Regions from separate parts of the Homo sapiens genome. Here region 2 is linked to region 1. A link is an interaction called in ENCODE POLR2A ChIA-PET data of the cell type or tissue named here. Cell type or tissue: Panc1. All regions are shown on one strand. Each heading gives the region's core, and the rest is flanking DNA. Links, peaks and the distances in the headings are about the cores only. Region 1 overlaps VTI1A (vesicle transport through interaction with t-SNAREs 1A). Region 2 holds the start of LOC124902503 (a long non-coding RNA gene).

Region 1 (15,679 bases), core at 4,690-12,689:
CGGAGTCTTGCTCTGGGGCCCAGGCTAGAGTGCAGTGGCTCAATCTCGGCTCACTGCAACCTTGGCCTCTGGAGTTCAAGTGATTCTCCTGCCTCAGCCTCCCGAGTAGCTGGGATTACAGGTGTCTGCCACCATGCCTGGCTAATTTTTTTAAAAACATTTTTTAGTAGAGACAGGGTTTCATCGTGTTGGCCAGGCTGGTCTCGAACTCCTGACCTCAGGTGATCTGCCCACCTTGGCCTCTCAAAGTGCTGGGACTACAGGGGGCAGCCACCGCGCGTGGCCCCGTGACAGCTTTTAGATCCCCCATATTGGCTTCTTGGCAATCCAAGTGGGATTTCAAGGGGGCACCTCTTTTATAATCAGAACACAAGGCTTAACGACTGTCTAGCTTTCATTAGTTCAAAACACTAGTTGAACTAACAGCAAGTCTTTGCACAGAAAGAAAAAGAACTGGAAGGAAACGCAGCCAAGTGTTAATGGTGTTTATACTCGGGTGGTGGGTGTTTTTTCTATCTTTATGTATTTCTACACTTTCTTGAATTACCGTATCTTATTACATATATAATAATTATTTAAAATAATGCTAAACTAAAAATTCAGTATATTGAATAAAAGAAACATAATAGACTAATTTATTCACAGTGTTATAAGAGAGTAAGAGGGGGCTGGGCGCAGTGGCTCATGCCTGTAATTAAGCACTTTGGGAGGCCGAGGTGGGCGGATCACCTGAGGTCAGGAGTTAGAGACTAGCCTGGCCAATATATAGTGAAACCCTGTCTCTACTAAAAATACAAAAATTAGCTGGGTGCGCTGGCACATGTCTGTAGTCTCAGCTACTTGGGAAGCTGAGGCAGAAGAATTGCTTGAACCCAGGAGGCAGAGGCTGCAGTGAGCTGAGACTGTGCCAATGCACTGCAGCCTGGGTGACAGAGCAAGACTGTCTCTCAGAAAAAAAAAAAAAAAAAAAGAGTAATAGGGAATGTGTAGGAGAAAAAAGAACAAGGGTAAAAATTATTTAAAAATTTTTTTTAGTGACTTCTACTATCCTAAGTCCTTCACTCAAATTATTTTATTTAATCCTCATACCAAATCTATGGCAAAGGTGTCAATGTTCCCATTTTCCAGAGGAGGAGACTGAGGCTTAGAGAGTTAAGTTAGCCAAGATCACACAGCTAGTTGGTGGAAAAGCTGGTATTTAAAATCGGATCTGATGTCAAAGACCACATGCAATACAACAGTGAGGAAAATAACAAGTCACAGAATGTCTTGCTTTCTAGCTGTAGTTCCAAACGGCTATGATGCCAGGTGAGTCACTTTGCATTTATGATTAAAGTCAGGGACAACAACATCTGTCCTTTTTTCCTATCTCATGGGTTCTTGTGATGCTGAAATTAGATCACACGTGTAAAAGAAGAGAAAACGCAATGTCCTCCTCAAAGGAATATGGTAATATGATAATATTTCATATAATATCGGTGAGTTGAGGGTTGTCACGAATGCTCTTTGGGTACTGATAATTTTCAAAGAAAAACTTATACAAAAGCAGAATTATTATTAAGACTATATTGAATAAATTTGTTTTTGATGATTCAGAAAGTTTAACAGAATCTGACCCTATCCTAGTCATCATTAGGACCACTAATTTTCTTGCTGATAATATATTATGTAAAAAGCAAGGGTTACAAATAGTACGTATAGTATGATCTGAATTTTGCAAAAACTACATATATAAATGTAAAACAGAAATCGGAAAGATATACATTGAAATGTAAATAATGATTGTGTCTAGGCGTTGGGATCATAATTTTAATTTTTTATTTATTATTTTATTTTATTATTATTTTTTAGAGGCAGAGTCTCACTCTGTTGCCCAGGCTGGAGTGCAACAGCGTGATTATAGCTCATTGCAACCTCAACCTCCTGGGCTCAAGCAGTCCTCCCACCTCAGCCTCCTGAGTAGCTGGGACCACAGGCATGCATGACCACACCTGGCTAATTTATTTTTTGTAGCAATGGGGTCTTACTCTACTGTCCAGGCCGGTCTCGAACTCCTGGCCTCAAGTGATCTTCCCACCTAGCCTCCCACAGTGCTGGGATTACAGGCATGAGCCAATGCGCCTGGCCAGGATCATGATTTTTTAAAAATCTCTGATTTTTTGAATTTTACAATTTTTTTTTGCATTTTGCATTTTGATTTGAATTTTGCAAATTTTGGGGTAATAAATATGTACTGTTTCTATAATCAGAAAATATGATCCAGCCCCCTCTTCCCCACAGTACAAAAACATCACCTTTTTCCTTGAATAAAACTGTAAAATAAATTCTGAGCTTTGTGGTTGTTTGAGTTCTGGTGAAATAAAAGTTTATGTGGAATACATTTAGAACTTAAAAAGTGAGGGGTGAGGGGTGTGGGCACTTCATCTTCTTTATGCAGGTCAGACTCAGTCGGTTGAGGGCTTTTGCCGACACAGCTTGACTGCAAACCATCAGAGGTCAAGAAGCAGGAGGGTACACAGTGCACCTGGAGAGAAAAACCTCATGCCTGCAACTGCAATGATGTCGTAAAACATCAGCACCTAGTCTGATTCTAGAACAATCTGATGGTTTGCCTGATGGCCTTAGAAGCAGAGCCGTGCCTCCTATCGGAGCACACAATCAGGAGCATAGCAGAAAAGCGCCACCCTGTTTGTAAAAACAAGGCCCAGTTCAGAGTTCAAGCAGTGCCACCAAGGAAGCTATTTTTAAGTATCTAATTGCGTTTGTAGCATCTGGCATTTTGCACACTTCATTTTTATGACTTCAGCATGATACATGTTCCACAAGACAAACAAACAAAAGAGAGATTAAGTGTGGTACATTGGAGTCATGTTGAATATTCCCAGTATAGAAACATTATAATATGCCCTAGAGATTATTCCAGGGCCAAGTAAAACATTACCCAATGTATAGAACCTTGGAATGGGGAATACTTAGCAGTGCAGGAGAACGGGAATTTACTTCATTTATTAGGCCAGTATACAGCCTCAGATGCTAACATGCACTGATAGGAAATGCCAACATTTCAACTTGAATCAAGGCCAGAGCCCATAACATCGACACTTTGCCTTTCAGCAAAGGATCACAAACAGCACAAATCTGGGTTTCTTGTACTAATTGGGGAGGTTTTCTAATTTGCTTATGATATCTGCCTCATGTCGAGCTAATCTTCCTCCGGTTACCTCCTAACGCTGTCTGAAATAATCCGCTTACTCCTGGTCTGTCCGCAGCACTTTATATCAAATAACACTGGCTTCCTTAACACAGCCACGGCAAAAGGCAGCCTCAGCCCCAGCCCTGTGCTTCCACTTCACCGAGTGTGCGACAATTACTGCAGATGCCTGTAACAGAGCCAGGCGAGGCAAGGAACAAGAGTGCATCACAGGCTTTTGAGTCAGTGAGACTGATGATGAAATATGTGCTAAACAGCACCAATTAACAACTGAAAGCATAATCTGATCAGCATTTTGAAAAGACTGAGACGTAACTTTGCTTTCTCAGACAGGCAGGCAAAATATTTCAGGGTGTTGAGCAGCCTACGTAATTATCACCATCAACATCCAAACTCAGTTCAAAAAAACTTTTTTTCTAAATACAGTCCCCACCTTTCCCCTCTTTTAAAAGGCTCATGTAAACATTCACTGACACAGCCAGGAGGCTTCATTGATACGGGCTGGCAATACCACTTCAGTAGTATCATTGCCGTATCTTGACTCGGTTTTTATGAGTCAGATTTTTGAAGAGTTCTGGGGAAGGAAATGTTTTAATTTTCATAAAGGAGAATCACTCAAAATTCCAATGCTCATAAAACGTGCCCTAGGTGTGTGTGTAGGGGTGATTATGTCAACAAACAATAGCAGCATTGGGCTGGAGAGCTCATTTGGGGAAGAGTGTGGTACTAAGGTGAGAGCCAGGCTCGGGTCCCAGGTGGGCTGCTGGGCTGTGTGACCTCAGGCAGAGCACTTTCTGCTTCTGGGCCCCCATTTCCTGATCTGCAAAGCATGAGACGTTGGGACACGTAAGGACTGGGGGACTTCTAAGACTCCTTCTAACACTAAGAGTCTACAGGTTTTGTTTGTTTGTTTTGAGATGGATTCTCTTGCACTGTCGCCCAGGCTGGAGTATAGTGGTACAATCTCGGCTCACTGCAACCTCTGCCTCCCGGGTTCACATGATTCTCCTGCCTCAGCCTCCTGAGTAGCTGGGATTATAGGTGCACACCACCACATCCAGCTAATTTTTTCTACGTTTAGTAGAGACGGGATTTCACTATGTTGGCCAGACTGGTCTCAAACTCCTGACATTGTGATACGCCTGCCTCAGCCTTCCAAAGTGCTGGGATTACAGGCGTGAGCCATCGTGCCTGGCCGAGTCCACAGTTTTTAATTGAAAGGTTCTTATTCCTTTCCTATAAATGTGTCTATTCTAACTACGCAATCCCAGCATCTCTTTTCCCCTGCTATGCAACACAACATATTTGAAAGTGTTTCCCTCACATTTTAGGAGGCTACTGAAGCAAAAAAAAAAAAGTTATATTGTTTAATCTTACTTTACAGGAGTTTGCTTTTTTATTAGAGAACAGACTCAGAACAGTGATCAGTGTAAGTTATACGTACCCAAAGTGAGGGGGTGCTGTGGGGGGAAGAAAAAAGGAGGCTGCCTTCAAGCACCTTGTGGAAATGTATAAAACAAGCAACGAGATAGTCCTTTGCCAAACACTGTCATAAATTTTTTATTTGGCAGCTAACATTCTCACTGGTTTTCTTGGCAGCAATTGGGACCTTTAGCAAGAAAGGTGCAGAAGAAAAATACCTTGTTTAGAGATGTTTTCAACACTTTCTGGGATTTTTCAGAACTTCTGCCTGCAGCACATATTTACAACTATAGTCTCCAATCACCTGATGAGTGGGTGGTGGGGTTTAAACTTTCTTCTTTTTTAAAAAAAGAATATATAGAGAGAAAGTGAACAAGCAGTGCTACCCCCCTCTGGCCTTTTGCTGAGCGTGTCTTTCTTATTTTTTGTGGTAGGCATTTCTGATATCCAAGTGGTTAGTCTTCTCTGTCTAGACAAAAAACTGAAAATAATATCAGAATGTACCTTTTGTTGCGCCTGATACTATCTATATTGTATTCCCAGATGACAGAGATAAATGAAAGTGAAACAACCTGATGACTAGGGCATTTTTCTTCAACAGTTCCGCCAAAAACAGGTCCCACCTGTTGCCTTTGGGTCAGCTAATGGGCCAAGAGCTGCCTGGATTCAAAGCTCATGTGAGCACATGCAGACGGGATCCTGGCAGTTACACCCTGATGGTGGAAGGAATGAAACAAGAGCATGCAGAGCTGGTCATTGCCATATTGGAGAACCTCAAGCACCAAATGCCCTTTGAGGAGGGGTCTTTGGGATTCTGGGAAGTAGAGGCCCAAATCCGCAAAGATGAGGTCTTTCATTGCAAGGGTATCCTAAACACTTTCTACAAACACATTCTACAGACCAGCAAAAATCCTCCTACCAGGGGACTTCCAGCTATGAGCGAAGAGGTCGGCAAATTCACAAAACAAGTATAAAACTGGAGAATGCACCAAAAAAAAAAAAAACGTCTTTTAGTGATCTGGATGACGACCAAAGGCAAAAAACAAGTTGAGAAGTGCTTATTCATAGAAAACTGGCAGAATTTTGGGTAAGAACAACCCCACCTCACCCCTTAGCTTAGTTGGCTAGAATGATGGTTTTACCAGGGTGGGGCTGCCAGAAGAGGCTGACTTGATTTGGAGCAGAGGGCAAAACCCAGGCCTAGCAGCATTGTCAATAAAAGTAGCAAACTCGGTAGGTAATGAATGGTGAAAACCCACACCTCTGCTAGCCTAAAGTTACAGTCCTAGTTGGGGCGGGTAACAGGCCAACCAAAAATGTGATGGGGAGATCCTGGAAATGAAAGAGCCACAGAAGTGCTAGATAAGCTCTCTATGCATCTCTTATGGAGTGGGAAAGTATATATATGTGCTGGGAAGACCTGAGAGACACCAGTGAGAAGCCAAAGCCAAGGCAAGCTTGGGAACTGGCTGAACTTTGAATGTGCTCTGCAACCCACACACAGATCACTGCAGAGGATGTAAGCCTTATGGGTTGGAGGTTTTTGAATACAATCTCTGCCCAGTCATTGGCTGACCACTAAGCTATGCACACAAAGGGGCAACCCCTAGGAAACCAGCCTCATAAAATAAAGATAAGACTTGAGGAAAAGAAAAAAGCAACAACTGAGTAGACTGCAGCGGAGACAGATTCTAGAGACTACATTCAGAAAAGCTACTTAAAAATACTAGACTCTTGTGTTGCTACAATATATTATCTAAAATGTCCTATTTTCAACAAAAAAATGACATGATAACAACCACCAAAAAAAAAAAAAGGAAAGAAAAAAAGGTGTGATCTATATATTCAGGGGAAAAAAGCAGTCAATAGAAACTGACTCTGAGTGGATCTGATGTTAGATTTAGCAGACTCCCAAGCAGCTATTAGAAATATGTTCAAAGAATTGAAGAAAATTATGCTTAAAGAATTAGAAGAAATTATGATGACAATGCCTCAACAAAGAAGAAATCTCAACAGAGAAAGAGAAATTATAAAAAAGAGCCAAACGGAAATTCTACAGTTGAATATACAGTAAATGAAATGAAGAGGAATTATGAACTCGAAAATCTGTCTAAAGAAATTATCCAATCTGAAGAAGAAAAAGGAAAAAAGACTGATGAAAAATGAACAGGGAGGGCTTCAGAGACCTGTGTGACAATATCAAGCATACCAACATATGTGTAATGGGAATCCAAGAAGAAGAGGAGAGAGAGTAGCAGATAAATATGTTGGTAGAAATGATGGCTGACAGCTAAACTCTTGAAAATAGCAAGACAAAAATGACTCATCATGCACAGGCAAATAACAAATATGATTAATGGCTGACTTCTCATCAGAAACAATGGAAGAGAAGACAGTGGAATGACATATTCTAAGTGTCAAAAAGGGTGAGGTGGGGGACTTATCAACCAAGAATTCTATATCTAGCAATACTATCCACTAAAAGTGAAGGTGACATAAAGACTTTTCTAGATAAACAAAGAATAAGAGAATTTTTTTTAGTAGACTTGCTGTACAAGAAATACTAAATAAAGTCCTTCAGGCTGAAAGAAATTATGCCAGATGGTAATTCAAATCCACGGAAGGAAATAAGAACACTGGAAATGGTAAATATGTAGGCAAATATAAAAGACTGTATAAATATATATATTTTTCTTCCCTTAATTTCTTTAAAAACCATTAGATTGCACAGCACTCACTATAATTTTGTATTGTTGGGTTTATATCATGTGTAGATATGATAATCATAGTCATATCTATACGTAACAAAGGAAGAGGGAGGAAATTGGTTATATTGGAATAACACTGCTATATTTTATTAGAATTAAGTCAGTATCAACCTGAAGTAGTTCATGAAAAGTTACAAGATACAATTCCTAGAGCAAAGACTGAGAACATTTAAAAATGTAATAAAAAAAATCAATATGTGAATTAAAATGGCATACAAAAATATCTATTTTTAAAAAGGAGGCAGAAAAGCAGAAACAGGAACAAAAAGACATAAGGAATATAGAAAACAAATAGCAAAATGGCAGACATAAATTCAACAGGACTAAAAAAAATCACATGTTAAATGTTAATGGACTAAATGTTAACATGTACATGTTAAAGGACTAAACACTCCAGTCAAACAGCAGAGATTGTTAGACTGGATATAAAAGACCCAACTTTATCCTGTCTGTAAGAGACACATTTCAGGTTAAAAAGCACATAGAGGGTGAAAGTTAAAAGGTGAAAAAATATATGCAAACAGTAACTATAAGGAGCTAGAGTGTCTATATTAATATCAGACACATGGCTTTTAAGACAAATAGTCTTAGGAACAAAAAAGGATGTTTCACAAATATAAGACAATCAATGTATTGAGGAGATACAATGATGATAAACATACACACACCTAATAACTAAGTCTTGAAAAACGTGAAGCAAAAACTGATAAACAAAAGGAGAAGAGAAAGTTCAACAATTATACTCAGAGATTTCACCACCCTATTCTCAATAACTGATAGAATAACTAGACAGGAAATCAGTAAGGCTATAGAAGACTAAGTAGACTAGATATAGAAATCAACATTTATAGAACATACATAGACCATACATAGGCCATAAAACAAGTCTCAATAATTTATTATTAAATAATAATTTATTATTAAAAATATTGAAATAATAAAAAATATGTTCTCTAATCACAAGACTAAATTATAAATCAATAATAGAAAGTAATTTGGTGGCCAGGCGCGGTGGCTCATGCCTGTAATCCAGCACTTTGGGAGGCCGAGGCAGGTGGATCACTTGAGGTCAGGAGTTCAAGGCCAGCCTGGCCAATATGGTGAAACCCCGTCTCTACTAAAAATACAAAAATTAGCTGGGTGTGGTGTCATGTGACTGTAATCCCAGCTACTTGGGAGGCTGAGGCAAGAGAATCGCTTGAACACAGGAGGTGGAGGTTGCAATGAGACAAGATTGTGCCACTGCACTCCAGCCTGGGCATCAGTGCGAGACTCTGTCTCAAAAAAAAAAAAAAAAAAAAAGAAAAGAAAAAAGAAAAAAGAAACTAATTTGGTAAGTCCTAAGTATTAGATAATTGAGTAACACATTTCTAAAGAATGCATGAATCAAAGAAAAAAATCACAACAAAAATTTAATGAATGGAAACCAAACCATAATTATCACTATTTGAAGGATGCAATTTAAGCAGAGCTTAGAGAGAAATTTATCTGCCTAGTTAGGGAAAAAGGAAAGGTCTCAAGTCAATGATCTAAGCTACCACATTAAGAAAGAGCAAATTAAGCCCAACACAAGCAATAAAAAGGAGTAAGGGTTAGAGCAGAAATTAATACAATAGAAAGTAGAAAATAATAGAGAAAAATCAATGAAACCAGAAGTTGGCTCAAAAAGATCAACAAAACTGATAAACTTTTAGCTAGAATGACCAAGAAAAAAGGGAAGAAGATACAAATGACCAATATCAGGAATGAAAGAAGAACATCACTACTTAACAAAAATTAAAGGATTACAAGGGAATATTCTGAACAGTGTTATGCAAACAAGTCAGATAATTTAGGTAGAATGGACAAATGCATAGAAATATACACATTACCAAAACTGACTCAAGAAAACATAGAATACCTGAATAGACCTATAACAAGCAAGTAAGTTGGATTAGTAATTTAAAATCTTCCCACAAAGAAAAGCCCAGGACCAGATGGCTTAAATAATGAATTACATCACAATTTATGAAAGAAATAATACTGTTCCTACACAAATCCTCTTAGAAAATAATGGAGAGACTATGCCAACTTGTTCTATGAGGGCCGTATCACCCGGATAAAAAAGTTAAACAAAAATATTACAAGAAATATTCTTCATAAACACAGACACCAAAATTCTTATCAAACTGAATCCTATAACATATTAATAAAGTTTAGATATCATGACCAAGTGGGACTTATCCCAGAAATGCAAGGTTGATTTAACATCTGAAAATCAATTAATGTGACACATGACATTGATAGAATCAAGAACAAAAATCACATAATCATTTCATTAGAGAAAAAACACTTGGCAAAATGTAACACCTACTCATGATAGAAACTCTCGACAAACTTGGAATAAAAGGAGACTTTTTCAACTCAATAAAGAGCATCTATGAAAAATTTACAGCGAATATCATACTTAAGGGTGAAAGACTGAAGGCTTTCTTTCTGATTGGGGATAGGGCAAAAATGTCTGCTCTTACCACTTCTGTCCAAAATTGTATTGGAGCTTCTAGCCAGTGCAATCTGGCATTTAAAAATTACAAGTAAAAGGCACCCAGATTGGAAAGGAAGAAGGAAAATTGTTGTCATTCACAACTGACGTGATTCTGTATGTATAAAATCCTAAGAGATCGACAAAATACTACTAGGACTAATACACAAATTTAGCAAGGTCACAAGATGAGAATATACAAAAATCAAGTGTATTGCTATAGCCACAAATAGTCTGCAAATGAAATTAAGAAAACAATGTAATTCACAATAGCATCAAAAAAGAATGCAAAACTTAGAAACAACTTTAACAAAATGAGACCTGTACCGTGAAATCTATAAACATAGCTTTAAAAAGTAAAGATCTAAATAAATGAGGAACAATTCCATTCATGAATTGGATGATTCAACATTGTTAAGATGACAACTCAATGCAATCCTTATTAAAATGTCAGCAAGCATTTTTTTTTGGGGGGGCGGTGAAAATGAAATGGGAATTCTTAAATGTATATGTAAATGAAACAACTAGAACTAGAATGTATAAAAATGAGTTTGAAAAAGAAGAACAAAGTTGGAAGACTTATACCACCTGACTTCAAACTTACTATGAAGCTACTGTAATCAAGACGGTGTAGTCTGGGTGTAAGGAAGACACAGTTCAATGGAACAAAACAGACAACAGACATTCCAGAAATAAACATTTATATTTACAGTCAATTTTTGACAAAGGATCCAAGGCAATTTAATAGAGAAATTGGGTACCCATATTTAACAAAATGAACATAGACCATAACCTTACACTATACACAAAAATTTAAATGGAACACATACCTAAATGTAAAGGCTAAACTATAAAACTTCTAGAAGAAAACATAGAAGTAAAATTTTCTAACCTTGGGACAGGCAAAGATTTTTAGGTAAACCACTACAAGCATGATCCATAAAATTAAAAATTGATAAATTTTTATCAAAATTAACAGCTTTTGCTTTTCAAAATTCCCCATTAAGAAAATAAAAAGACAAGCCATAGAGTGGGGAAAAATATTTGCAAATCATATATCCAAAAAAAGGTGTGTACAGACAAGTATAAAAATAAAGCCCCTCTATGGCTTTGTAGCAGAGTCTTACAAGCTCCAGAGCTGCCTTTGTTGGGGAGGGGCTTCTCTGCATTGCCTCTGGTCATTCCTCTGACAAGGATTCTGAAGGAATGGCTGCCTTCAGGAAGGCTCCTGGGGAGCCCAGTGAGCCCCTTGCTCCCATCTACAGGCTTCATGGACCTCTGCCCCCACTTCCTTCCCTTTCCCACCATTCTGGGGTCCTGCTCAGCTACACCACTGGCATGTGTGGGAAAACATTACTGGCTGTGCTTATATTCAGGGGCATGGAGGTCTTTTTCTGTATAAGTTTACAGTAGAGAACAATGAAAAGACTAAAATCCACAGCCAACGGGGGCCAAGGGATCTGCCTACATCTTGAGTTTTGCCATGATGTGAAAACACATGGCTTCAGAGTGTAACATGAACAACCCTGAGATCTCTCCAGGGTGGAATCTGTGTTTTCAGCTATGCAGAAATACGTACGATGGACCTTTTAAAAAGTCAGTGGGAGGGTGTGTTAAATGAAAATCAAGATAACCTTTCTTAGGCATGCTTTCCCCATATACTCCAAATTTTTTTCGTTTTGACTAGCATAACAGTTGGAGAAATGCCTTAAAACAGGGGAAGTATCTATTTTTCTCCAACCTCACTTGAATTGGGCACTCTGGGATGAAGGGGAGGTTTGCCGTTTGTAGACAAGAATGAAGCCTTTTGTGAACAGGCTAAGTACACCACTGACTTGCTTTAAAAAGTGTCAAAGGCTATTTCTGGAAAACGTGTGGTTGACTGTGCCACATTGAAACACTGACTTATCGCCCAATTTAGCGTTAAAACATTAGAACTTACAATTAGGACTACTCTGTTTACTCCAAATGAGTTTGTCAACATGCTGCAAATATATTTATGTTATCATAATAAAAGCAAGAAATAGGCAGGAGTGGTTTCTCACTGCTGAAGGCCACACTGAACAGCACTTCAGAACACTGAAATTTGAGCTGCCCTATCATATAGGCAATTTCTTTTCCCCTCGAAAAGCAGATGCTGGGTGTAGCTATATTAGTGCATAATAGGTTTATTCTCATTCACAAAACAGGAATTACTTTATGGCTCCAAAGTAAAACTAGTGTAAGGAATATACCGGCAGATTTGCTACAGATGTGGTCTCTGACACGTACACACGGGGAATCTGCTATTAATCACGTTAAGATTTGAACGTTATAAAGTACAAGGCAGACATGCGTTAAGTTCAAGGTCTGAACTGATAAAAAAACACGAGAAGAGAAAAAAAGATTAGTGTGCCTGTGCCCATCATTTGTGTTTAAATGTTCTGCTTTAAAAGATATTATTCATCCTTTTCCTTGTCCTCACCCCATTTTGCTTCAAGGTTGGTCTGCCTTTTATTTCTTTCCTTTCACTCTGACACAGATGACAGTTCTCGGGAGAAGGCGGCCCTTCGGCTGTCCTTCTTGCTTGTTGGAGTAGGACAGGAATGTGCTTGTTCGGCATTTGTTCAGGAGTGCCTAGACTCCCCGGACTCTGGGGACCGGGAGAGCCAGCAGCACATGCTGGAATCGGCTCAGCACCCAGGCCCTGCAGGCCTTTGTCACCACCTGCCTCCAGGGTTAAGGTGGCCACGGTAATTATGCCAAGGCCATGCATTACTCTGACAAAGTAATCCATCAAATTATGTCTCATAATTTCAATTCTCCCTTCGAATTTTCCTTACCTCCAAAGCCAGCTGGATATTATATTACTGAAGCTGTTGAAAAGGTAGAACACTAGCCATGAAGCCAAAGGCCACGGCAACTATGCAATGCATAAATTTTTATTGTTTGCTCAGTATTGAAATCTCATTAGGGTCCATAATTCATCTGAACACCGTGAACATTTACATCTGTTGATCATGAGAACCTAGAAGGAATGTACACCTTTAGCTAACTTGTTTTCAGAGGAGGCAGTGTGTGTGTGTGTGTGTGTGTGTGCACGTGCACGCGGGCATGCACATACAACTCATATGTTTTTAGCCCTTGAACAGCTGTGGTTTAAATATCCCTTACCCAAACCAATTTCCAACCTGAATTTAAATATCCCAAAGTTGTTTTCATTTGGTAGCTTTCAGACAAAGACTCAGTTCTCTTCAAGTCCGCTTAATCAATGTTGGAAAATTCCACTCATTGTACATTGGCCATAATGCAGCTCTGCTGTGTTAATTACATCAGAATTATCCCAAAGATTACACACCTTTCATTCAATGTATATATGTTTTTGTCTTCACTTAATTATGGCTTCAGAATCAACTTGAGAGAGGAAATGTAACTGTGACTGTTTCTGGGTCCCAGGGATATCCAGATTCGTGTCTACTTTTTTTGGTGTGTGTGTGTGTTATTTGAACATCTTTCCTACCAAGTTCTGCACTTTCGATCTGATGGTATTTTCATTTATGAGGCTCTTACCAGTTCCACGAACACTACAGTTTGAGTTATAATCACTGAATCACAAAATCGAAATTAGAAGGGGAAGGGACCTTCAGGGCCACCTAGCCAGGCCAGCCCTCTTCCAAGCTGGAATCCCCCCCAGTAACACCCCCTGACAAGTGGTCCTTCAGGAATGTATCCATTTTTGGAATGAACTATGGCAGCAGCTGAAAGGCTCTTAGCAAACACTCCCTAGCAGTTCAGGGCAGAGATGAAGAATGCTGTGTCCGATGAGAAGTCTGCAGGGAGTTTAGGTAGACCAAATGTAATTACCCAGACTGGCATCTGGCTAGGGCACCAGCTCGAACAGCCCCACTATAATTCCAGCTGATGGCAGTGACACCTTCTGATGAGAGTCTTGTCAACTACAAGCTGCTCTTTAGCCAGACTTCACTAATATGCCGCGACGGGAAAGATCGGATACAGATGTTTTCACTCAGAAGGCCTTGGAAACGCTAAGGTCCTATCTTCTCCTCAAGGAGAAAGAGCATGCGCTTCCACGCCGAAAAAGACGCCAAAGGGCCTTCACGCAGGGCCTGGCCTGATCCAAGCGTCATTGCAACATCCTTTTCCAGTGTGGCCTCCAAGTCGGCGTGAGGTTTTAGTGTTCCACTCTCAGTGCTGCTTTGAAAGCCCCAGCATGCAACTGGCGACAGCCAGTGAAATGGCCCTGGACACACAGAGTCCAGCAAGCGCTCTGATGAGGTCTGTGGGAAATGATCTGGTTCCATTCTGGGGGTACAGTGATGAGTAAAATTAGGTCCCTGTCCTCACAGAGCTTCTAGGCCTTAACAAAATCACATGTACATAATATAGAGTTTTAAACTGTGGTAATCGCTACAAAGGAAGCAGATATGATACTATGAGCATCTAGAAGAGGGGACTTGTGTCAGTCGAAGGGTCTTCTAGGAAAGGAGATGCTGGAAGGAGTTAGGTGTGCAAGAGGTTTCCTGGGGGTAATACCTGTAGCAGATAAATGGAGGAGGAGGCAGAATTGGGCAGGAAGAGCCTCGGACCACAGTGCAGAGCTGACAAAGTCTCATTTATTTACTTTTTAGACAGAGTCTCACTCTGTCGCCCAGGCTGGAGTGCAGTGGTGCAGTCTTGGCTCACTGCAAGCTCCGCCTCCTGGGTTCAAGCGATTCTCCTGCCTCAGCCTCCCGAGTAGCTGGGACTATGAGTGTGCACCTATGAGTGTGCACCATCACACCCCACTAATTTTTGTTTTTTTAGTAGAGGCGGGGTTTCACCATGTTGGCCAGGCTGGTCTCAAACTCCTGACCTCAAGTGATCCACCCGCCTCAGCCTCCCAAAGTGCTGGGATCACAGGTGTGAGCCACCGCTCCTGGCCAGGACTGACAAAGTCTTAACCAACCCAGTGATGAGCTCTGGAGCCAAGACAGCCCCGTAGAGGAATCCCACCTCAGGCAGAAACTGCCTAGCTTCAGGACCACACACTGTGCCTAGTCAATGACTGGGGGCCGCCTGGGAAGAGTGTGGCCTAGCTCTGATGCTGACATGGGTCTCTGAGGGTACCAACACCTGGGGCAGACTGCATGCCTGAAAGGTTGACAGCTGCATCTCTGTAGCTGCTGTAGGACTGAGCTTTTCTAGAGGCCCAGAGAGGGTGTCCCAAAGGTGGTAATGATGTTGAATTAAGATCTGGGCCGGGCGCGGTGGCTCATGCCTGTAATCCCAGCACTCTGGGAGGCCGAGGCGGGTAGACTGCCTGAGCTCAGGAGTTTGTGACCAGCCTGGGTAACATGGTGAAACCCCGCCTCTACTAAACTACAAAAAATTACCCGGCCATGGCGGTGTGCACCTGTAGTCCCAGCTACTTGGGAGGCTGAGGCAGGAGAATTGCTTAAACCTGGGAGGCGGAGGTTGCAGTGAGCCGAGATCAGCCTGGGCAACAGAGCGAGACTTCGTCAAAAAATATATATATATATTCTGAAGAATGCGCTAGGTTAAAAACTGAAGTGGGAGGGGTGAGTGGGAATGAGAAAGGGATTCCAGGCAGGTGGCACAGCATGTGCAAAGGCCCTTTATCTGTAGAGGAACACTGGGGTGCCCGGGGAGGAAAAAGCCAGGAGGAGAATGATGGGAGGGAGGCGAGCTGAAGAGGAAACAGAGGCGGAATCGTGCCAGCCTGTGGACCATAGTAAGGATTTTGGTTCTATCAGCCAT
Region 2 (15,679 bases), core at 3,950-11,949, 190 kb after region 1:
GTCTACTGGGTCACTCGTATCCCCACCCTGTGTTAACCCTCAAACCAAAAGAAAAAAAATGAGTTTATTTCTTAAGCATGTGAATCTGGCACTGACAGCCTCACATCCTAAAAGACAGCACACTGGACACAGGAAAATGCTCAGGGGGAAACAGTGAGCCAGGTGGGCTTAACTAAATTGCTTTCTAAGGGGGATGAGCTCATGAAGGTTTTGTTATTGTTACTGGGTGTTGTCATCTACCAAGAGTAACTGCTCTTCTCCTTTACAGGTAACCAGGCACACAGCCAGGCCTTGTACGCTTGGGTGGGGTGGGGGATGGGGAAGGCATTGGGAGGGAGTGGGTTGCTAAGGTGGATGATGGAAAGCTATTCTTTCTTGTCATTCATTGAGCTGGTCTTGGGATGTAATGCCCCTTTTGACTATCTAAGAAATCTGTGAGCATACCATACAAGGGGAAGAAATTTTGGAAATTCCTAGGATATATTTTGAGATCCAAAGTGTGAAGCACTCAGTTTGAAGTAAAACAGTATTTAGTTCCTATGAGGGAAAAAAACCTACTGGGAAAAATCATGACAACTAAGGAAATCACTATTACTATTACTACTGAAATGGTTAAAAACCAAACAAACAAAACATAAAACAAAATTAAATTAAATAATGACTTTTCTACTCAGGAAAAAAAAGGCAATGAATGTTATTGAAAAACTAAACAAAACCCTTCCTACCTCTGCTATATATCAATGGTCAAGGGCAGCCCCACACCCTCAGGATCAAAAGACTTCTATGGGACAAGTCTTTCTTGAAGGGAACAGGCTCTTATCTCAACACATTGTCAACAAGCTCCCAGTTAGCAATGTCCAACTTCATTTGGGTTTAGCTTGTTATACTCATGCTTGCAATTTCAATGCCACATGGCCCAAACCAGCTTCAACAAGTCAGTTCCCCCGATATGGCTCAGTTATACAGCCAGCATGGTAATACAATTTAGGCAAACGATACAATGAATTACTAGAAGCCTGAAAAGAACCCACTCCATGAATCTCCACAAATCATTTATGAATTCAAAATAAAGTATTATTAACAACAAACACTTCTGACCACAGATAACTAGGTGACACAGAAAATGTTTCAATCATGCACTGGGTTTAAAAAAAATTAAGCAGCACATCTGCTTTAGCAGGCTATTTGGACAATAGTTTCAAGTAGTTCTATGTGACCAAATGCTTTTAAAAAATTGATCTATAAAGGTGTTTCTCTAAAGCTTAGGCTTTCATAAAAAAAATCACCCAAATAAGTGTTTACAAAATTAAAATAAATATTGATGTGAACCAGCTTGAACTCTGCTGTTTTACTGTTTGACATTTTGACCACAATTTCCCAGTGTATGCATCCTTTATAAACATGTTAGTAGCTGCTTCCTAAAGGCTGCCTGATAGTAAAGACTTACAATTCTAAGTCCATCACAATGTCTTATAAATCCATTAGCACCAATATTTGTATATTAAAAACATAATCAATTGTGGCTTCACATTAATTGAGGCATTTCAGAATTTGCTATCAAAAGGCATCAAAACTATTTTAGAGTTTAAGAGGTTTAGATAAACATTTCAAAACATTTAAGGATCAGTCTGAAAGAAAGCTTTGATAAGTCTCTATCTTAATTTTCTGAGCTAGTATTATTTAAGCCCTGGACTGCTTCAGCTGAATTTTGTCTAACTCTTGCATATCAATTGCTCATTTTCAGCAATATCCCGGGTATGCCCCCTGCCATTTGTGGACCTGCCTAAGCAAAAGATTTGATAAAAAAAATTTTTTCATTCGCTCAATAAACAGTAAGTCCCAGGCACTGAGCAAGCAAGGTTGAGGTCAAAGGGTGAATAAAATCTAGCCCCTGCTGTAATTATTCTTAATTAGGAAAGGAATATGTTAGAATTAATGATTTAATTTTCACTTTTGACATTTCTATTGCTCATGTTAACTTTAGAAATGCTCACATTAAAAAGTGCATTCTATAAATGGTGATTTAGAGCAACTGTCATGTGAGGAACTAATGCCTGCATGTTTCAGTTCTTCTCATTTTTAATGGCCATCAACCCCAGCACTCAGAAAAATATGGCTCATACTCCAGCCACATGTTTTCTTCAGAATTTATGGAAATGTATTGTCTTTATCTGTATTTGAATAACCCCAGGCTACTAAGGGACCCTAGTTGTAATCATTCTGCTCTATCAAAATCTAAATCCAATTTCAGATGTGTTTATTTAATTTCCCAATGCCCTTCAGAAAAATTACTCCTAAGAAGGATAAAATGTGGACCATTCTCATTAACTAATAGTGATACCTCAGAGCACATGGCATCCCCCATCCCCTTGTCTTACTAATAAATAGTAATATCTGATACAGAGAATCTTTGTTTCATGATGGAATGAGATGAATTCGTATTACCCATTAATTTAAAGGTCAAGGGTTTTACTGGCCAGTCATGCTTATGAAAGCAAACAGGACAAACCTACTTCCTAGGATGAGGCACGGAACAACTAAGAAAAGTGACTGCATACCACAGTAAATAAAGAGAGTCGACAAGGCATTGGTGCCTGGTTGGCACCAAATTAATTAGACCAGACACATTTACAAAAGATTCCCCATAGAAATAGTCATTTAAATTAAAAAAAAAAAAAGTAAATAATTGATGAGTCAGAATTTTAGCCGAGAACCTTCTTAATATTAGCAAAATTGTTTAGGCATAGCAGATATGCCAACCAGTTTTTATTGAACTTCAATATTTACTGTCATTGGGGTAATATTGACTCTGGTTTCTCTGTGGTCAATATCTTTCTTTAGAAAAGCATCTTGGACTTTTCTGCCTCTGTACCTTTGTTTAAGCAGTTCCTTTCACCCAGAATGCTTTTCCCTTAAGTCCCACATATCAAAATGCTACACATTGTCCAAAATGCGGCCAAAGATGACCTCTCCCACTCCCCACAATGAAGGTTTCCCTAATGCTAGCAACTGGATACAGTGCTCCCTTCTCTGAATCCCCATAAAACTATCCTTGCAACATGATTACAGATGTCAGAGTCTACTACAACTTACACCTGTCAGTCCAACACCGATTGAAATTTGTCTTCTTTACTAGATTGTAAATGCCTTGAGGGCAAGCAAGGGATTGCACTTTCTTCATATTTGCATATTTTAAAGCCTTAGCACTAGGAAGTGCCCATAGCAGATGGAATATTGCAAATGCATATCCATGCTTTAAATGAATGTCTGCAACTAACTGTCTTAATGTAATTCACATCAAACATTAAACATTTGTAAAAATTCATTCATTCGTGATTTTTTGAACATTCACCTTTTGTCAGTCACTGTTTTAGGAGCTAGAGACACAGCAGAGACAAAACAGACCAGACATCACGGACTTTTCATTCTCGTGGGAAGAAAAGACAATAAACCCATAAATATAGACTATAAGGTCAGTTAGTGATAAGTGAAGGGTAAGGTGAAAATGAAAGATGCTATTTTAGACTGGTGGTCAGGAAAGCGCTTTCTGCAGAGGCCACACATGAACGAAGCCAGTGAGCCATGTGCGTATCTGGGAGAAGAAAACAGCAAGTACACAGACCCTGGGGCAAGGGTGTGCTGGGTATTTTAGAGGAGCAAGTAAAGAAGAGTGGTAGAAATTACGGTTGGAGGATAAGTGGTCAGATAATGAAAGGCCTTGTGGACCACGTTAAAGACGAGATTTTATGCTAAATATGATGGGAAGTCATTGGACAGTTTTGATCAGAAGATCCTTGATCTGAGTTATGTTTTCAAAGCATCACATTGGCTGCTAATAAGGATAAAAATGACTATAGTAGGGGCACTCTGGAAGATGGGAGAGGAATTAGGTTGTGGTCACACATCTTTGAGGGAGGGGTGCATTATTCTATGTACCACACATGGTTTTCAAACATTCCGTTTTTCAGATTGTTTTGTGATGTGGTGGTAAATAACTAGGGTCAGATAGCCCTGGATTTAAAACTTGCTTCATCACACACCAGCTGTGAGCCTGCAGATATGGTTCTGAATTTCTCCAAACCTTAGTTTCCAATTCTGTAAAATGAGAATAATAAGTATCTATCTATAACCTAATGAACACATAGCATAATTTATTAAAAAAAATTTACTGAGTTGCCCGGAGTTGGAACGTTATTATTCGTTTTGAGCATAGAAAGTCTCCAGTGGGCTGGGCACTGTGGCTCACGCCTGTAGTCCCAGCACTTTGGGAAGCCGAGGCAAGATCATCCTTGAGCCCAGGGGTTTGAAACCAACCTGGGCAACATACTGAGACCCTGTCTTGACAAAAAATTTAAAAATTAGCTGGACGGAATGGTATGTGCCTGTAGTCCTGGCTACTCAGAAATTTGAGGCAGGAGGATCACTTGAACCTAGGAGTTTGAGGTTGCAGTGAGCCATGATCATGCCACTGCACTCCTGCCTGGAAGACAGGTGAGACTCTGTTTAAAAAAAAGAAAGAAAAAAAGCAAAGCAAATCAAGCAAGGAAAGAAAGTCTCTGGCATTGAAGGCTTTCCATGAAGGCCTTCTCCTTCAGCGCTTATTGGCGGTCCAGTCGTTTGGCATCCACCATGGACTGTTTTGTCCTAATATTTAACTTCTCACATGCATACGCCCTAGCTATGCTCGAAGATCCAAGAGGGCAGTATCTTCCTTAAGCCCTGGTTCCATTTTAAAATCAATAAAAGCAGGTCTGTCCAATTGGCCTGCACCATATCTACCCAACACCACATCCTGGCTGCCTGTGTTTTCTTGCCTACTATGCTCTTAATGCAATCATGGCCCTCCTTGTGGGTTGCTTCCTACCTCACTCTGGCCTTGCAGATCCCCCAATCCTACTCTGCAAGCTGCTTCTTGTTTCGGGCCTTTTGAGGGTTTCAAACATTGGCTTTCCACAGTGGCCCTGGACCTCTGTCTCTCATTTTTCTTTATCAGAGAAGTTTCTGGAAGGTTGACTCTTCCTGTTCTGGGTCCAGACCCTCAAAATACAGTCAAAGACGGACTGGTATGTTTTGGAGAAATGGTGAACGGAGGATTGACTGAATGAAGGAAGGAATAGAGCAGACTCTTACTGCAACTTGGTTTCTTGTTATTATTGAGTCAGATATAACGCAGATTGACTCTCTCCTCTCAAAAATAAACTTGCTGTACAAAAGCAAAGTCGTAGGAAACCGGATAAGCCCAATTCACATATGAATGCATAGCAGGTCTTTCTTTACACACCAGCATTACCAAGGGGGTCTACCACACGTAGAAAATCAATCATGAGTCCAGCTTATTTAAAAGAAAGGGATCTTTTCCATCTGACACCTAATGGCAGCAGCAATAATGCAAAATCAGCTTTAAAAAAATTGGTCCCCATTGTTCTCCATTATTTGGGTCTTTGATGTATCCTACATTATGAACTATCAAAGCAAGGCAATGCATCCAAGGTAGGGAACGCCACTAATGAAGGAAACATTAAAAGGTTATGCTTTCCCCCCATTACTTTTGTCTTCTTTGCAAATGGTTTTAAAGGTCATTTTAAAAATAGCCTGCAAGGCTACAAAGGCCTCTAAATATTTAAATAACACAATGCAGTTTATTTTTACGTAGTGTTCTAAATGCACATCACAAAATGCTTCACAGAAATGTCAGTCAAAGGCTAAAGAGGAGAGAAAGGTACATTTGGAGACTGAACAGAAGGAAAACAATGGTTCAGAAGGAAAGGAAGAGGTCTTTCAATAAATGGTACATAAACTACCTGCATAAGTGAAAACACAACCATACGCTTTAGATAATTAGAGACTTACAAGTGAAAGGGGTTAAGCTGAAGACAGCCAAAAATCAAGGTGCCCAAGAGTTTACTGCAAGAAAACTGACTCAGAATGGTCTTGGATCTTCAAGTGCTAGTCTCATGTTACTCTGAAGAACGAAGCTAGATAAAACTGCTTTTATTTTTTTTGAGCATTTACTATGCACCAGGCCTCATGCTCAGTACTTTCTATGACACCAGGTATCCCTCATAGGTTGTTTCATTCTGTTTTGTTTCTTAAGAGACAAGGTCTCTTGGCCGGGCGCGGTGGCTCATGCCTGTAATCCCAGCACTTTGGGAGGCAGAGGCGGGCGGATCATGAGGTCAGGAGATCGAGACCATCCTGGCTAACGCGGTGAAACCCCGCCTCTACTAAAAATACAAAAAATTAGCCGGGCGTGGTGGCGGGCGCCTGTGGTCCCGGCTACTCGGGAGGCTGAGGCAGGAGAATGGCGTGAACCCGGGAGGCGGAGCTTGCAGTGAGCCGAGGTCGCGCCACTGCACTCCAGCCTGGGCGACAGAGCGAGACTCCGTCTCAAAAAAAAAAAAAAAAAAAAAAGAGACAAGGTCTCACTATGTTGCCCAGGCTGGAGTGCAATGGCTATTCACAGGTGCAATCATAGCTCACTGCAGCCTCAAACTCTTGGGCTCGGCCATAGCTAGGACTATAGGCATGTACCACTGTACCTGGCTTGGTTGAAATTTACTTTGAATGGACAAAGAAAACACAGCCCAGGCCAGGTGTGGTGGCTCACGCCAGTAATCCCAGCTCTTTGGGAGGCTGAGGCAGGCAGATCACCTGCGGTCGGGAGTTCGAGACCAGCCTGACCAACATGGAGAAACCCTGTCTCTACTAAAAATACAAAATTAGCCAGGGGGTGGTGACGCACGCCTGTAATCCCAGTTACTCAGGAGGCTGAGGCAAGAGAATCGCTTGAACCCAGGAGGCGGAGGTGGCGATGAGCCGAGACCGCATCATTGCACTCCAGCCTGGGCAAAAAGAGTGAAATTCTGTCTCAAAAAAACAAACAAACAAAAAACAAACCACAGCCCAAAGAGGTTCCAAAAATTCCCAAAGGTTAGCGTAAGTGGAAATGTCAGGACTCTCTCCCCAGATCTGTTTGATTCTCAAACCTCCAGTTCAAGTTTGCTTCAAAGAATGAGAAGCAGATACCAACCTAATAAGTAAAACACAGAACCATCTGGCATTAGAAGAAAAAATAAGCTTCTTCTGATCTTATGGTATGGAAGGCTTTCCTGAGCATACATTCAAACGAAAAACTAATTTAAAAAGAAAGATTTGACTGTATCAAATTCACATGTCAATACTTCAAGAACAGAAGAAAAAGCTTACCAACAAATTTGAAAAAAGTATACCACAAACTTGACACAAAAGGGTTTAGAAGAGTTCTTATGTAAATAAGGAAGAGAAACATAAACACATCAGCAAAAAATTAACTTTTAATGAAAAAATAAGCAAAAGAATTACAGTTAAGCAATGTAAGAGAAATTATCAGCCTTACTCGTGACAAAGAAATGTAATAAAAAGTACAAGCATACCTTCTGCTCAATGTGAGAGAAGGTTTAGGGAAAGGAAAATTAAACTATGGTAGTGTTTTGGAGGAAAATTTGGTATAATACATTAAAAATCTTGAAAATATTATGTTTTTCAGCCCAGCAATTTTGTTTTTAAAAATTTATCACTAAGAAATAGCCAGAATTTGATGTAAAGAACTATGAATAACTATCCCTACTGCAATATTAGTTAAATAGTTTTAAAAACCCCAAAATGTCCAATAATAGGGGCCTGATCAAATAAGTTTATGGTATACTCATGGGATAAAGCAGTAGACAGCCGTTAATGTTTTTCAAAGCAGAATATTTGGTAAAATAAAAAAGTCTTCATACTATATTAAATTCTAAAAGCAGGCTTTTTTATTATTATATTTTAAGTTTTAGGGTACATGTGCACAATATGCAGGTTAGTTACATATGTATACATGTGCCATGCTGGTGTGCGGCACCCAGTAACCCATCATTTAGCATTAGGTATATCTCCTAATGCTATCCCTCCCCCCTCACTCCACCCCACAACAGTCCCCAGAGTGTGATGTTCCCCTTCCTGTGTCCATGTGTTCTCATTGTTCAATTCCCACCTATGAGTGAGAAAATGCAGTGTTTGGTTTTTTGTCCTTGCGATAGTTTACTGAGAATGATGATTTCCAATTTCATCCATGTCCCTACAAAGGACATGAACCCATCATTTTTTATGGCTGCATAGTATTCCATGGTGTATATCTGCCACATTTTCTTAATCCAGTCTGTCATTGTTGGACATTTGGGTTGGTTCCAAGTCTTTCCTATTGTGAATAGTGCCACAATAAACATACGGGTGCATGTGTCTTTATAGCAGCATGATTTATAGTCCTTTGGGTATATACCCAGTAATGGGATGGCTGGGTCAAATGGTATTTCTAGTTCTAGATCCCTGAGGAATCGCCACACTGACTTCCACAATGGTTGAACTAGTTTACAGTCCTACTAACAGTGTAAAAGTGTTCCTATTTCTCCACATCCTCTCCAGCACCTGTTGTTTCCTGACTTTTTAATGATTGCCATTCTAACTGGTGTGAGATGGTATCTCATTGTGGTTTTGATTTGCATTTCTCTGATGGCCAGTGATAATGAGCATTTTTTCATGTGTCTTTTGGCTGCATAAATATCTTCTTTTGAGAAGTGTCGTTCATGTCCTTTGCCCACTTTTTGATGGGGTTGTTTGTTTTTTTTCTTGTAAATTTGTTTGAGTGCATTGTAGATTCTGGATATTAGCCCTTTGTCAGATGAGTAGGTTGCGAAAATTTTCTCCCATTTTGTAGGTTGCCTGTTCACTCTGATGGTAGTTTCTTTTGCTGTGCAGAAGCTCTTTAATTTAATTAGATCCCATTTGTCAATTTTGGCTTTTGTTGCCATTGCTTTTGGTGTTTTAGACATGAAGTCCTTGCCCATGCCTATGTCCTGAATGGTAATGCCTAGGTTTTCTTCTAGGGTTTTTATGGTTTTAGGTCTAATGTTTAAGTCTTTAATCCATCTTGAATTGATTTTTGTATAAGGTGTAAGGAAGGGACCCAGTTTCAGCTTTCTACATATGGCTAGCCAGTTTTCCCAGCACCATTTATTAAATAGGGAATCCTTTCCCCATTGCTTGTTTTTCTCAGGTTTGTCAAAGATCAGATAGTTGTAGATATGTGGCGTTATTTCTGAGGGCTCTGTTCTGTTCCATTGATCTATATCTCTGTTTTGGTACCAGTACCATGCTGGTTTGGTTACTGTAGCCTTGTAGTATAGTTTGAAGTCAGGTAGGGTGATGCCTCCAGCTTTGTTCTTTTGGCTTAGGATTGACTTGGCGATGCGGGTTCTTTTTTGGTTCCATATGAACTTTAAAGTAGTTTTTTCCAATTCTGTGAAGAAAGTCATTGGTAGCTTGATGGGGATGGCATTGAATCTATAAATTACCTTGGGCAGTATGGCCATTTTCACGATGTTGATTCTTCCTACCCATGAGCATGGAATGTTCTTCCATTTCTTTGTATCCTCTTTTATTTCATTGAGCAGTGGTTTGTAGTTCTCCTTGAAGAGGTCCTTCACGTCCCTTGTAAGTTGGATTCCTAGGTATTTTATTCTCTTTGAAGCAATTGTGAATGGGAGTTCACTCATGATTTGGCTCTGTTTGTCTGTTATTGGTGTATAAGAATGCTTGTGATTTTTGTACATTGATTTTGTATCCTGAGACTTTGCTGAAGTTGCTTATCAGCTTAAGGAGATTTTGGGCTGAGACAATGGGGTTTTCTAGATATACAATCATGTCGTCTGTGAACAGTGACAATTTGACTTCCTCTTTTCCTAATTGAATACCCTTTATTTCCTTCTCCTAAAGCAGGCTTTTAAAAAAGGATCCATATTAAAACTTCCGGGGTTATGAGCTCAAATGTTTAGAGGATGATAACAAGTGCACGGTGTGAAGTGACCAAGTTTAAAAGATGGAGACCGGCCGGGCGCAGTGGCTCACGCCTGTAATCCCAGCACTTTGGGAGGCCGAGGCGGATCACAAGGTCAGGCAATCGAGACCATCCTGGCTAACACAGTGAAACCCCGACTCTACTAAAAATACAAAAAAAATTAGCCGGGCATGGTGGCAGGCTCCTGTAGTCCCAGCTGCTCGGGAGGCTGAGGAAGGAGAATGGCGGGAACCCGGGAGACAGAGCTTGCAGTGAGCTGAGATAGCGCCACTGCACTCCAGCCTGGGTGACAGAGCGAGACTCCGTCTCAAAATAATAATAATAAAAAAAAAATTAGCCGGGCGTGGTGGCGGGCACCTGTAGTCCTAGCTACTCAGGAGACTGAGGCAGGAGAATGGCGTGAGCCCGGGAGGCGAAGCTTGCAGTGAGCCGAGATTGTGGCGCTGCACTCCAGCCTGAGTGACAGAGCAAGACTCCGTCTCAAAAAAAATAAAAAAAATAAAAAAAAGATGGAGACCACATATCCTGAATAAACGAGTTCACACATACACAGCCTGCTAGCCTATGACGCCTGGTATTTACCAAAAAATGTTTAGACTGGTTGGTGGTTGATGGGATTATGAGTAATTTTTGATTTTTTTCTGTGTGCTTTTCTATTTTCCCTAAACTTTCCATATGAAAAAGAACCCCTTATTTTTATAATCAGAAAAATTCCAATGAATGTTATGAGATGGGAAAAAAGAGGCAATCACCTCGAGCTGGCTTTTCGTCAGAACTACTGACACCCACATGCTCTGAAGAGGTTTTTTCTGTGCTATTTGCAGAGCCCTCCCTGAGGAAGGGGATTTCACTGCCTTCACTTCATAATCCTATCTTTTCACCACGAACTCAGAAAATACACCAAAAACACAAAGCAGTTGTTCACAGTCTTCAGAAATAGCTGGGAAGCTTTAAAAAATATTGATGCCTACACCCGACCATTGGAGATTCTGACTCAATCGGCCTGGCATGGGGCCCCTGCACCAGTCATTTTTAAAAGTTCCTAAGCTCATTCTAATGTTGAGCGAGGGTTGAAAACTACTGGTCTAACCTAAACTTTTCAGAATGCAGTTTAATTTCACTTCTCACTGCTTTCTTTAGGAAGATGGGAGAGGAGATCATCCTCGCTTTTGGTATAAGATGACTGCATCTAGTTTTAGTATCTATTTGAAAGTATTACTCTGCATTCTCTCCTTTAAACTGAATAATCTCAATTGTTCCTTTCCTTCTTCAGACACCACACAGTCCTGCATTCAATAAACGCTCCTGATTATAGTCTTCACAGCACCATATCACTTTCCTTCATGGAACGTAACACAAGTCTAATTGTAGGTTTATCCACAGGATTCACTCGGTTAACACCTTCCTTTCTTCCTGTGGACTGAAAGATCCATTCAACTAAGAGTAACATCCAGTTTTATTTGCCATATATCCTCATAATTTGCTGATTGTGTAAATGTATATGGGCACCTTGTCTAACCATTTTTTTAGGTTCTCTGAGGATGACATATATTCCAAATGCAACATTTATAGAATTGGGCACCTACTGTGTGCAAAGTACTATGTCAAATAATATGTGGATGTAAATCAAAGCACGGATAGATCAAGTGCTGTGATTTGGTCAGGGAGAGATGAATGCAAATAGGTAAACTGATATGGAGTCTAATGAAGATGCACCATTGCGGAGGCAGAAACTCAATGGCATCAACAGATGCAGGAGTGATTTTTCTGATTGGGGCTTTCCCAGAAGCCTTTATGGAGGAGAGGTCCTTTGAGGTAAGCCTTGGAGGATGAACAGATGATGACTGTTAGCAATGGTGGGGGAAGGGCATTTTGGATCCATGTCTTCATTTCTTGTTGTTGCTGTAACAGATGACCAAAAGCTCGGTGGCTTAAAACAGTACATATTTATGATCTCACAGTTCTTTAGGTGAGAAGTCTGGTGGGCACTGCTGCTTCCTCTGCTCTGGGTCTCACAAGGCCAAGATCAAGGTGTTGCCCAGGCTGTGTTCATTTCCAGTGGTTGTGGGGATGTATCCATTTCCAAACTCCTTCTGGTTACTGGCTGAACTTGTTCCTTGTGATTGTAGGACTGGGGTCTTGGTTTCCCTGCTGCTTGTCAGCCAGCGAACTCTCTTGGCCCCTTACACTGTCTACCTTCCACGTCACATTGTCCCTTTACTTTTAGACCAGAGACGACATATTTGGTCCTTCTCACGTTCAAATCTCTGCATCTACCCTTTCTGCTGAATCTCTTCTGCCTCCAACACAGAAAGTTTTCTGCTTTAAAGGGCTAACATGATTGGATTAGGCCCACTGGTTAATTGAGGAAATCTCCTAACTTCAGGTCTGTTACTTTAATTACATCTGCAAACTTCCTTTTGGCATGTAATGTAAAGTATTCACAGATTACAGGGATTAAGGCATGGACATATTTGGAAGGGGACCCTTCTGCCCACCAAGTCAGGTAATCTGCAGGATGATCAGTATAATACAGTTGGGAATATAGCGAAGGAGCTTAAGGGCCTTGAACACCAGCCTGAGATGTCCAGATTTTACCTTGCCATAAGGAAAGGGTAAAGACCTTGAGAAGTTAAATTTCAGTATAAAACAATTAAACAGTACACAATTGTTTAAGTAAAGTATCTCTTCTTCGTTTTGTGTGTGTGTGTGTGTGTGAGACGGAGTCTCACTCTGTCACCCAGGCTGGAGTGCAGTGGTGCGATCTCTGCTCACTGCAAGCTCCGCCTCCTGGGTTAATGCCATTCTCCTGCTTCAGCCTTCCGAGTAGCTGGGACTACAGGCACCTGCCACCACACCCGGCTAATTTTTTGTATTGTTAGTAGAGACAGGGTTTCACCGTGTTAGCCAAGATGGTCTTGATCTCCTGACCTCATGATCCGCCTGCCTCGGCCTCTCAAAGTGCTGGGATTACAGGCGTGAGCCACCACGCCCGGTCAACAGTATCTCTTCTAACATAAACCTGAGTACCCAACAGAGAGGCTGAATTCCTGAGCTTTGCTTGCTCAGCTCCTGCCAATGCTGCCCAGAATGGAAATATCGTAGCTGAAGCTATTTCTTTCTTTCTCTTTTTTTTGAGACAGAGTCTCGCTCTGTTGACCAGGCTGGAGTGCAGTGATGCAATCTCGGCTCACTGCAACCTCTGCCTCCTGCGTTCAAGCGATTCTCTTGCCTAAGCCTCCGGAGTAGCTGGGGTTATAGGCATGTGCCATCATGCCCAGCTAATTTTTGTATGTTTTGTACAGACAGGATTTTGCCATGTTTGCCAGGCTGGTCTCAAACTCCTGGCCTCAAGTAATCTGCCCGCCTTGGCCTTCCAAAGTGCTGGGATTACAGATGTGAGCCACCATGCCTGGCCATATTTCTTTCTTGAGTTGTGGTTATCTCACTATACATTAATTATTATCTTGGGCATATACCTTCTGTTCTCGTTTCCAATCTCTGGGCTAATGAAATAAATAAATTTATTTTATTTTTATTAATATTATTATTGTTTAGACAGGGTCTCGCTCTGTCACCCATGCTGGAGTGCAGTGGCGTGACCACAGCTCACTGTAGCCTCGACCTCCTAGGCTCAAACAATCCTCCCACCTCAGCCTCCTGAGTAGCTGGGATTATAGGCATGCATGCCACCATGTCTGGAAAATTTTAAGAAGGGGTCTCACCATGTTGGCTAGGCTAATCTTGAACTCCTGGGCTCAAGGGATCCTCCCACCTCAGCCTCCCAAATTGCTGGGATTGCAAGTGTAAGTCACTGTGCCCAGCCTGCAATAAATAAATTTATACATCTCTTTCCCACATACACAAACATATATAGAGAGGATATTCTATCTGCCCATCTGTCTGTCTGTCTGTCTATCTATCTATCTATACATTCATCCATACAACCAATACTCCACTTTCTTCTTTATAACATTCTCTGATTCACTAAGTATACATTTTCATTATCATCTCTGAGTAATAAAATTTTCTTAATATCAACTAAACTTTTGAGTAGCTACCAACTTCCACCTCTAGGTCCTAGCTAGGACTCAAAATATCCCTAATAGAGATCAGGGTAAAAACATCTGGGTAGAAGAGTAAACCATGTTCAGTTACTGAGTTCATCTTCTGAGTACAAAAATATTGTGTCATGAAAACGAGAAATCTGCACTTAAATAGCACCCTAACATTAAGGTTTGGCCCTTCAAACCCTATACAAATTAAATCTATAAAAAGGAAGAAAACTATAAATCATCAACTTTAAGGAAATGCACATTGCAATTCCCATGAAATAAATTCAGGCTTTCTTAACATAAAATATTCTCTCTTCTGACTTAATTCTTGTGCATGCAGTAATAATTTCCTCATCAAGAACTCAGATTCTGATGTCAGACTGCTGGTTTAAATCCCTGTTCTACCATTTTCTAGTAGCATTACTTCAGCAAACAACTAAGCTCTCTGTGGTCTCTTCACTATAAATGGGGACAATAAAAATACCTACCCCAGAGGGTTGCAGAGAAGACTTAATACATGTAGAGCACTTGCAACCGTGTCACACACAGTGCATGCTCAACAATTAGCTATTATCATTACTATTATTTTTTAGCTATGTCAGATGTTATTCTTTAGAATTCATATCCCCTCCTTTTTTCCCCTGTATTAGTTCGTTTTCACGTGGCTGATAAAGACATACCCAAGACTGGGCAATTTACAAAAGAAAGAGCTTTACTGGACTTACAGTTCCATGTGGCTGGGTGGAACTTACAGTTCCACGATCATGGTGGAAGGTGAAAGGCACGTCTCACATAGCAGTGGCAAGAGAGAGAATGAGAGCCAAGTGAAACGGGTTTCCCTTAATCCAATCATCAGATCTCATGCGACTTAATTCACTACCATGAGAACAGTATGAGGGAAACTGACCCCATGATTCAATTATCTCCCATTCGGGTCCCTCCCACAACACGTGGGAATAATGGGAGTGCAATTCAAGATGAGATTTGGGTGGGGAACACAGAGCCAAATCATATCACCCCCCATGTATTAAGGGGAAAGAGGTTTTAATTTTATGAAGGCAAACCAGTTCCCTGACACAGAAAGACAAAATAGTTCTTTTACCAGCTAACATCTTCGACATTTGTACATTCACTGTAAGTTAAAAAAAAAAAAAAAAAAAAAAGACAAGGAGTCAAAGTGTTGAAATATGTAGGGAATGTGGTGATAGAAAATGACACCGATGCTTTTGACTGAAATAAATACCTCTATCCCTTCCAGGAACTGTGTTCTGCAAGTGAGTGAAGGTGTCAGGAGAGGTAAGAAAGCTAGACAAAGCCTGAAGTAAAGGAGCAATGTGATTAAATAAAGCCATGACACAGTGATGACGTGCATGGAAGTTAATGCTGCCAGGAAAGAGAAAGTGTTGAACACATTTACTATAATACATTAAAGTCCCACACAATGATGGCCTATGTGAGGAATACGGGCTTGCAAGGCCAATAAAAATGACCTTTCATGCATTACTGTTCCCTACTACTTGCTACTTGCAGTTTTAAGACTCAGGAAAGAGCCTGCCTTTAAACCATTTGGAGTGAAACATAGCCTCGTCCTTCTTTTTGCTCTCACTTTGTAAGACGGGGTTATTATTCATTTCAAAAGAAGATGTACAGTAGCTCTGAACTGAATAGAGAAACCTAATTTTCAAACATGTTACAACATAATATTTTCAGTCTTTCACTGAATGACTTCAAATATTCAACAAGTAGTACTTCCTAC

The links. ChIA-PET counts read pairs that join two places held together with the same protein. Peaks named below come from ENCODE experiments on the same cell type or tissue, not always from the same donor. Only the 100,000 strongest peaks of a DNase experiment are listed, where the experiment ranks them.
Region 2: POLR2A ChIA-PET joins it to region 1 with 13 read pairs; 4 of 35 experiments call an interaction of 5 or more read pairs at or near these places.

The regions. Positions count from the first base shown.
Region 1 is chr10:112,780,723-112,796,401 of GRCh38, reverse strand. The region is part of intron 7 of VTI1A (vesicle transport through interaction with t-SNAREs 1A); the gene reads right to left. Among named protein-coding and RNA genes, the nearest start is that of LINC02935, 100 kb to the left of the region's middle. In Panc1, for the core only: no CTCF peak of the experiment used is centred there; no DNase peak of the experiment used is centred there; H3K27ac peaks cover 3,806 bases.
Region 2 is chr10:112,588,426-112,604,104 of GRCh38, reverse strand. All of the region lies in intron 5 of VTI1A (vesicle transport through interaction with t-SNAREs 1A), which reads right to left. It overlaps LOC124902503 (a long non-coding RNA gene), which reads right to left and starts at 6,144. Exons shown (of 2, transcript XR_007062292.1): 1 at 1-6,144. In Panc1, for the core only: no CTCF peak of the experiment used is centred there; no DNase peak of the experiment used is centred there.